Regions from separate parts of the Homo sapiens genome. Here region 2 is linked to region 1. The links are chromatin contacts, found by Hi-C or POLR2A ChIA-PET in ENCODE. All regions are on one chromosome and are shown on one strand. Each heading gives the region's core, a stretch centred on a gene start or an enhancer-like site at or near the end of the contact. The rest is flanking DNA. Distances are from core to core; before and after follow the strand shown.

Region 1 (4,176 bases), core at 695-3,194:
GAGCCTATAACCCAGCTTGGCAGGATCAAGGAAGGCTTCCAGGAGGAAGGGATGACTAAGCAGCTGAGACCTGAAGAATGGGCAGGTGAAGGTGGGAAGAAAGAATGATCCAGACAGAAGAGATGCATTTGCAGTGGCTTAGAGATTAGAGGCTGGTTCAAGGCAGCAGACAGGTATGGCTGGGAGCTGCATGGGGGAATGTAGAGAGAGGAGTCTGGAGAATTAAGCAAAAGTCAATCGACTTGTGACAACTGGAAAGGCTCCAGTAAGAAGAAGAGAGCCATTGATGGCCTAGCACAGTGCCTCATACCTGTAATCCCTGCACTTTGGGAGGTTGAGGCGGGCAGATCACTTGAGGTCAGGAATTCAAGACCAGCCTGGCCAACATGGTGAAACCCTGTCTCTACTAAAATTACAAAAATTAGCCAGGCATGGTAGTACATGCCTGTTATCCCAGCTACTTGGAAAGCTGAGACAGGAGAATCGCTTGAACCTGGGAGGAGAAGTTTGCAGTGAGCCAAGGTTGTGCCACTGCACTCCAGCTTGGACGACAGAGGGAGACTCAATCTCAAAAAAAAAAAAAAAAAAAAAAAAAATAGCCCATTGAAAGGCTGTGAGCAAGGAAGTAATAAGGTCAGATTTGCAGTTGAGAATGATCCCTGAGTCTCGGTTTTCTTATCTATGAAATGAGGCTAAGAATAATAAAATAGAGAATTAAATGAGATAATGCCTGTAAACAGTGCCTGGCATATAGCTTATTATTCATCCAGCTAAGAGGCCCTTCCATATGTGAAGCTTTGCTCTGTGAGGTCTGTATTACAATCACATTCAGTTATAGCTAATTATTTACTTATGTAGCTATCTCTGAAACTTAGAAATGAAATCATCGAGGAAAAAGGCCATTTCTTGATCCTGTCTGTGTTCCCTGTTCCCAGCATAAAGCCTAACACGTATTAGGCTAATGTCACCGAGCAAAGAAAGCATCAAAGTGGCGGGTCGGGCCCTAAACCCACGATGGGAGATACCACATTCGGCCACAAGAGGGCGCGTCACATTTTCTCCAAGAGAAGCTGGGCCGCTGATGAAGGACGGGCTCCGGGCCTCCCAGAGACACTTCACCTCCTGGGATCTTGCTCTAAGGAAGCCCGGTGCGAAGGAGGTGGCTTTCTCAGGTGGTCGCGCTAGATGTCCAAGGCTTTATGTTCGGTCAGATGAGCTGTATAATAAAATGAAAGTGTTAACTGGCATGGACGATAGCTGCTGCCTCCACCGCCACTAGTAGTGATGGTTTTTACTCTGGATGTTTTTCAGTTGGAAAAGCAAACTCCGCCTTTTCCTGAGCCGCTTGGATCTTTGTGGAAGCGGGTGGGCTGCATATATACAGGACGGATTCGTATAGGCTTGCACCCTGGTTCCGAATTTTGCAAATATTCGCAGTCTGGGTCACTGTCATCCGGACTGGGAATCCCCAAGACCCGTTAAGGGAGGATAGGTAACGATCATGACAGGTGAAACAGGTACCTTTGAGTTGGAGAAAAGGGATTGGTTGAAAGCTACCTAGACAACTCTGGAAAGGAAGGGTTAAAAGGAGCCTGCAGGTGAAGGAGATGCGAGGGGGTAGCAAGGGAAAGGCAGGCGTGGAAGAGGAAGCGAAAGGGCTGGCGGGGCTCTGGGAAGGAAGGGGTTAACCCGGGCTTCGCCCCGCGGAGGAAAGGGAGGAGTGAACACAGGGGAGGTGGGAACTCGGCGCGGCCTCCCCAAAACAACAGGCCGCCCCGGCAAAGCGTGGGTTAAGGGGGCGGGCCCGGGGGAAGCCACGTGCCGGGGCGGAAGGCTATTGGTTCGCCCGGAGTTGTTTGTGAGTGGCCATTGGCGACGTCGAGGCGCCATGACGAGCCGATTGGCTGGGCGTTGGAATGCCCGCCAGGGCAAGGGTAGGGAGGAGGCGGCCGAACCGCGTCGCTGGGCCGAAAGGTGCGCGAGCGCTGCCCGCGCGGGGACCACAACCAAAGTCGCGGCCGCCGCAGCCATGCGCTGGGTGTGGGCGCTGCTGAAGAATGCGTCCCTGGCAGGGGCGCCCAAGTACATAGAGCACTTCAGCAAGTTCTCCCCGTCCCCGCTGTCCATGAAGCAGTTTCTGGACTTCGGTACGGAGTGGGCGGGAGGCGGCTGGCAGCGGAGGCCGGCGGGGCGCTGGGAGGGGCAGCCGGGGGCTAGGGGGACGGAGGAGAAGAAAGGCCCCGAGTGACAGAGAAGGGTTGTTTGGAAAGGTACAGGCAGGAAAGAGTTAATGGGGAAGCAGGAACCGGCCGGGGCCTCTCGACGGGGCTGCTGATGGGAATGGGGGGCATTTACAAGGACGGTCCCGAGGTTTCTTCGTGGGCCTCATGAAGGGTCTTGAAGAGTAAGGGGCAGTGAAGCTGTGATGTTACTGCAGGAAGGGAGTAGGGTGGTATCCAGACGCGAAAGGGTTAATGGGAGTTGTCCTCATGACTGGAGGAGTAGGGGCCCCTCCTCCCACCAGAGGAAACCGGGGGTCTGCTGGTGGGAGTGAGGAGGCAGGGTTTAGAGGTGCAGCCATCTGTAGAGAGACCTGGACTGGGCATGAAGGGTCAGACACCCCTGGGCAGAGGGTGAGATTAAGCCAGGGGCAGTTGGGGAAGGGGGCTCTTTCAGAAGATGCCATTGGGAGACAGTGCCCTGACTGGTAGACATCCACCCACAGAAGGAGCTGGACCCTAGCTGCCCCAGTGGGCAAGGACACTTGAAGATCAAATCTGTTCCGGCCTGGCAGCCTCTCCCCAGCTGGGCAGGGGCCCCAGGCACCGTGATGTGGAGTCAAGCCGCCTATACCTCCCTTGGCTGCCCCAGGGCTGCTAGGTCAGGATCGCCCACTACCAGCAACCTGGGGGTGGCCCTGGGGCAGGAGGGAGGCTGTGCCAACGTGGCAGCTGAAATGGGCATTGTGTGGGCCCTGTCTGTCTATGTGGTATTTCCATGGTGCCAGCTGGGGACTGGGGGTGGGGGGCAGTCTCTCAAGAGTTGAGTTGATAGTGCCTAGCTTGGGTTGCAGCTGCGTCAATGATGGGACGGGAACAGAGAGGTGGCAGCCGAGACATAAGGCACCTGTTCCTCAGGACTTGTCTGCCTGCACCCCTGCCCTGCCTGAGTCTTGAGCCTCCCCCATGTAGGAAAGCCTCCTGGGCCCACCCCTAGCCCCCAGCAGCTGTCCCCACAAACTGCACCCTAATTACAGAAACATCACAGCTGTGAGGGGCTCACAGTAGAGTTTGGTCAACTTGTAGTACTATGGGGGAAACTGAGACCTTCAAAAGGATGATGGCATGGCCTGGGTGACAGAGTTGGAAGCAGAGCCTGATGGACTGGAACCCAGGGCCCCTGACCCTGGGCCAAGGCCATATTCGGTCCCCCACCCTTTCCATCTTGACACCAGACAAGGACCGAGGCATTTGGACTCCTGTTCTCAGGCCCGTTTGCCCCATGGATGGGCATTAAGACACAGCAGCCCCACATGGGCATTCAGGCCAGGCTGGGTGAGGTGGGCTGGCCAGAGACAACACTGGGAGCCTGCAGTGGTGGTCTAGCCATAGCCCCCCTCAGCCAGAGCCCAGTCCTAGGTAGGGATGGGTTTCCCAGGCTCCTTTGTCCCCTGGAATCAGCCCCTCAAAGTGAGTGTGCTGGGAGGGAAGGAAAGAGAAGTGAGGTGACTGAGGCCAGAGGCAGCTCCAAATGGGCCCAGGAGTGGCCCTGTCCACTGTGGTTAAAGGCAAGCAGGGTTCAGCTGGGGATGAGGAGAGGATGACACCTCCTGAAGTGTTAGGCATGGGGTGTAGGTGTTTGAGCCCTGCAGGGGATGGGGAGCCTTGCTGTGTGCCCCGGGCAGGTCACTTGCTCTCTGAGCCCCCTGTTAATGAAGGGTTTAGCTGACCTGGCCGAGACATCCTTTGGCTTTCATAGTCTGTGGCTCTGTGGCTCACCCCTCTTTCTCCTGCCAGGATCCAGCAATGCCTGTGAGAAAACCTCCTTCACCTTCCTCAGGCAGGAGCTGCCTGTGCGCCTGGCCAACATCATGAAAGAGATCAACCTGCTTCCCGACCGAGTGCTGAGCACACCCTCCGTGCAGCTGGTGCAGAGCTGGTGAGACCCCTGGCTCAG
Region 2 (4,061 bases), core at 1,089-3,588, 210 kb after region 1:
TGTGTGTGTGTGTGTGTGTGTGTGTATAAATGTGTCTGTTAGGGATTCCAGACAGAGGGAAAAATATCTGTGAGGAGTCCAAGGTGGAATATAATCAGACGGTCCTCATTAAATCCCAAAGGAGGCTGCAATCGCCAGCTCTCTCATTCAAAACTCAAAGAGAGGTTTTGAGGGAAGGCAAGGAGAGGACGTTATTGACCATGATGTGTGGCCACATTCTTGAGGGTCTCAGCCCAGCCCCAGTTGCCTTAGAGGACAGGACCAGGCTGCTTTTAGACTACAGCCGCCATGACTCTCCACACGCTGCGGCAAGAGTTAAGGCAAAGCCGATAGTACAACACAGCAGTTGTCCCAGGTGAAGCCCTTGTCAACAGGCGTCCTGCGGCTTTGTGACTGATTGTTCTATCCTTGGCTCGGAGAAGGGGCAGCCATTTGATGTTCAAAAATACCTGTAAGCGGCTGAGCTTAGTGGCTCCTGCCTGTAATCCCAGCACTTTGGGAGGCTGAAGCTGGCGGATCACCTGAGGCCAGGAGTTTGAGACCGGCCTGGCCAACATGGCGAAATCCTGTCTCTATCAAAAATGTAAAAATTAGCCGGGTGTGGTGGTGCACTACTATAATCCCAGCTACACAGGAGGCCTAGGCAGGAAAATCACTTGAACTTGGGCGGCAAAGTTTCCAGTGAGCCGAGATCAAGCCACTGCACTCCAGCCTGGATGACAGAGTGACACCCTGTCTCAAAACAACAACAAGGAAAAAACCCTGTAACCTACAGCCATTTAGGTGTAGGGTAGAGCATTTAACCTCATGGGGTGGATAAATCAATCAAAGTGCTGTTCAGGCCTCCCCAGTCCTTAGTCCAGCAAGGTGACGTTGGCAGAGGGTCTCTCACTGCCCGGGGGAGACAAGTGAGAATAAACGACAACACAATGACTCCCAACTGTGGGCATTTAAGCGGGAGCCAGGCCTTGTGCTGAACAAGCAGTTCCCTTGTGTATAACCTTAGATGGTGGGTGTGGCTCTTTATTTTCTTTTTTTACAACTTTTTTTAAAATCTTTTTTTTAATCTTTTTTTTTTTTTTTTTTTTTTTTTCTGAAATAGTCTCGCTCTGTAGCCCTGGCTGGACTGCAGTGGCGCTATCTCGGCTCACTGCAACCTCCGCCTCCTGGGTTCAGCAATTCTCCTGCCTCAGCCTCCTGAGTAGTTTGAACTACAGGTGCCCGCCACCATGTCCAGCTAATTTTTGTATTTTTATTAGAGATGGGGTTTCATCATATTGGTCAGGCTGGTCTCAAACTCCTGACCTTGTGATCTGCCCACCTCAGCCTCCCAAAGTGCTGGGATTACAGGCATGAGCCACCGCACCCAGCCTCCAAAAAATTATGTTTTTTGAATCATAAGGCGTGACTCTTATTCCCACTTTACAGATAAGAATGGGATGCTTAGAGAGGTTTGCCCCGAGTTGCTTAGCTATAACTGCAAAAGTCCAGGATTCAGACCCAGATTGCCTGCCTCTGTGGCCATGCGAGGAACTGTAATGCCCTGTGGTCTCCCAGATCGTGGTGAAGGAAGGAACATGTCTGAGGACCAGAAGTGGACACACACGAGGCAAGATTGGGAACTCAATGTCAGATATCTCTCGGGGAAGAACATGACTTCTGAGACTTTGACTCAGAAAAGGATGGGCTTCATGGGGATGCTGGGATGCCACTCTGCAGGCATTTCTTATAAATATCTCCTCTGTCCTGTTGCAGGGCTGGAAGAGAACGATTTCAGTAGCATTAGGGCTGTGTAGGCTGCAAATGAATAGCAGGAGCTGGCTAGCCACATACGGACAAAAGTGGGGAAACACTGGCATAGTGGCTGTTAAGAAATATGGGAAGAAGGCTGATGTTACATGCTGTCACACACAATGTCACATGCTGTTATATGTGATGTTACATGCAGTTACATGCAACATTACGTACAATGTTCCATGCTGATGTTACATAATGTTACATCATCTTACATGCACTGTTACATGCTGATGTTACATAGTATTATGTGCATGGTTACATGGTGATGTTACATATTACATGCTGTTACATGAGAGGAAGTCTGTTGGGCTGTCTGCTGTGTGACAGCTGGCAGAGGGAGGCTGTCCCCAAGGAGTATACAGGGCAAGGTGCCCAACTAGGCTGAGAGAGGCATGGGCATCCAGTCCTCACAAAGAACAGAGAGGGGCCACCTCCCCTTGCGGCAGGCCCCGGGCTGCCTGCCTGGAGGAGGGGAACCCCAAAACGTGGGCTGGAGACAAGTGAGTGGGAAAGGAATGTGGTGAAGCACTCAGCTAGCGATCTGGGAACAGTGGCGAGCGCCACAGACTCATTCACTGAACTGTGAGACTCCAGGAAGCCTTTGTGTGTCTCTGTGCCTGTGTGTTTATAAACTTCTTCCCTTCCAAGTTGGAATCAAGACTTATTTGGCAAAGAATGTTGTCCTTGGGGAGGGAGACTGCCCAGAGGTGGAAAACATGTAGATGAATTCGTTTCTTAGAGTTCTAGATATGGCTTATCTGTCCAAGGCTCTGGCATTTTTCTAAGATAAATAATTGGATTGTTCAAACTGTGAAAATGAACATAGTGAAAACTTTGGAAAACTCTTAGTGTATGAATCTGGGGGGTCTGTACTGATTTGAAGTGTGACAAAATTGGGGCTTCCATCATTTTTTCTGTGTGTTGAGCGGTTTTTTTGTTTGTTTGTTTGTTTTGTTTTTGAGATGGAGTCTTGCTCCTGTCTCCCAAGCTGGAGTGCAGTGGCCTGATCTTGGCTCACTGTAACCTCTGCCTCTTGGGTTCAAGCAATTCTCCTGCCTCAGCCTCCTGAGTAGCTGGGATTATAGGTGCCTGCCACCACAGCTGGCTAATTTTAGTACTTTTAGTAGAGAAAGGGTTTCACCATGTTGGCCTGTCTGGTAGAGACAGGGTTTCACCATGTTGGCCAAGCTGGTCTCAAACTCCTGACCTCAAGTGATCCACCCTCCTTGGCCTCCCAAAGTGCTGGGATTACAGGCGTGAGCCACTGCGCCTGGACTGAATGGTTTTTTTTGAAGAAAATACAGTTGTACCCCGCACTATAATTTTTTATTGGATGAGACTAGAAATATGACCTTATATTGTTAGCTTTGTTTTAATTAATTGGTAGACTCTTTTGAGAGTAGTTTTAGGCTTATGGAAACATTGAGTGGGAAGTACAGACAGTCCCTCATATTTCTCTATCCCCTATGCCCACAGTTTCTCCTATATTAATATCTTGCATTAGGGTGGTGTATTTGTTACAACTGAGCCAATGTTGATGCATTATTATTAATCAAAGTCTATCATTTACTTGAGGGTTCACTCTTCACATTGTACATTCTATAGCTTTCGACAAACATAATGATATGTATCCACCATTATGGTATCATATAGAATAGTTTCACTGCCCTAAACATTCCCTGTGCCACACCTGTTATTAATAGCTTTTTCAAAGGAAGATTTAGATTTCAGTGTTTTTCCCTTCCACTTTCTTTTAGAAAGTAGAAATTCTGTTGCATCCTTCCCAGTCACATTTCTACCTTGCTCGGCACTGCTCTCCCACACACACATTCTAAGAAGCTGGTCAAAATAATTCCTCACTGTCAACCTCCAAAGGGATGGCCAGGAGATGCTCAGCACCTCAATTTGACATGACAGGCCCTTTAGGAGTTGAGATGTTTACATGACTGTCCCCTGACATTGTAATGGGAGGTCGCTTCCCATGGTCCCAGCTCAGGAGTCCCGGGTGGTTTTCATTCCACTCATCCACATACGGGTATTGCTCTCAGTCAGAAGCAACAGAAACCCAACTCAGGCCGGGTGCGGTGGCTCACACCTGTAATCCCAGCACTTCGGGAGGCTGAGGCAGGCAGATCACGAGGTCAGGAGTTTGAGACCAGCCTGGCCAACATGGTGAAACCCTGTCTCTACTAAAGACACAAAAAATTAGCTGGGTGTGGTGGTGCATGCCTGTAATCCCAGCTACTTGGGAGGCTGAGGCAGGA

The links. Hi-C counts contacts between places; a loop is a spot of excess contacts on that map. ChIA-PET counts read pairs that join two places held with the same protein, here RNA polymerase II (POLR2A). Pooled maps may share reads with other maps.
Region 2: a loop to region 1 is called in a map of mucosa of descending colon, with 3 times the contacts of the local background. The contact joins the enhancer-like site here to the promoter of PDK2 in region 1. A Hi-C loop is called at or near these places in 69 of 168 maps with a recorded cell type or tissue (A673, CD4-positive, alpha-beta T cell, CD8-positive, alpha-beta T cell and 40 more), 35 of 37 single-sample maps with no recorded cell type and 47 of 50 pooled maps. POLR2A ChIA-PET finds 5 or more read pairs at or near these places in 5 of 52 experiments (AG04449, B cell, BJ and 2 more).

Annotation. Positions count from the first base shown.
Region 1 is chr17:50,093,407-50,097,582 of GRCh38, forward strand. It overlaps PDK2 (pyruvate dehydrogenase kinase 2), which reads left to right and starts at 1,945. Exons shown (of 11, transcript NM_002611.5): 1 at 1,945-2,147; 2 at 4,017-4,158. The coding sequence starts at 2,030. LOC124904024 (a long non-coding RNA gene) reads left to right here. Exons shown (of 2, transcript XR_007065837.1): 1 at 1-173; 2 at 936-1,247. RefSeq lists enhancers at 1,104-1,313, 2,345-2,860, 2,861-3,376 and a silencer at 1,694-1,813.
Region 2 is chr17:50,302,898-50,306,958 of GRCh38, forward strand. No RefSeq gene overlaps it. Among named protein-coding and RNA genes, the nearest start is that of TMEM92-AS1, 17 kb to the left of the region's middle. RefSeq lists an enhancer at 139-1,121. Within about 2 kb of position 2,339, at least 3 of the 41 ENCODE cell types and tissues checked have a DNase peak (open chromatin) inside an H3K27ac peak, as active enhancers do; they include IMR-90 and tibial artery, where a contact is called at or near this core.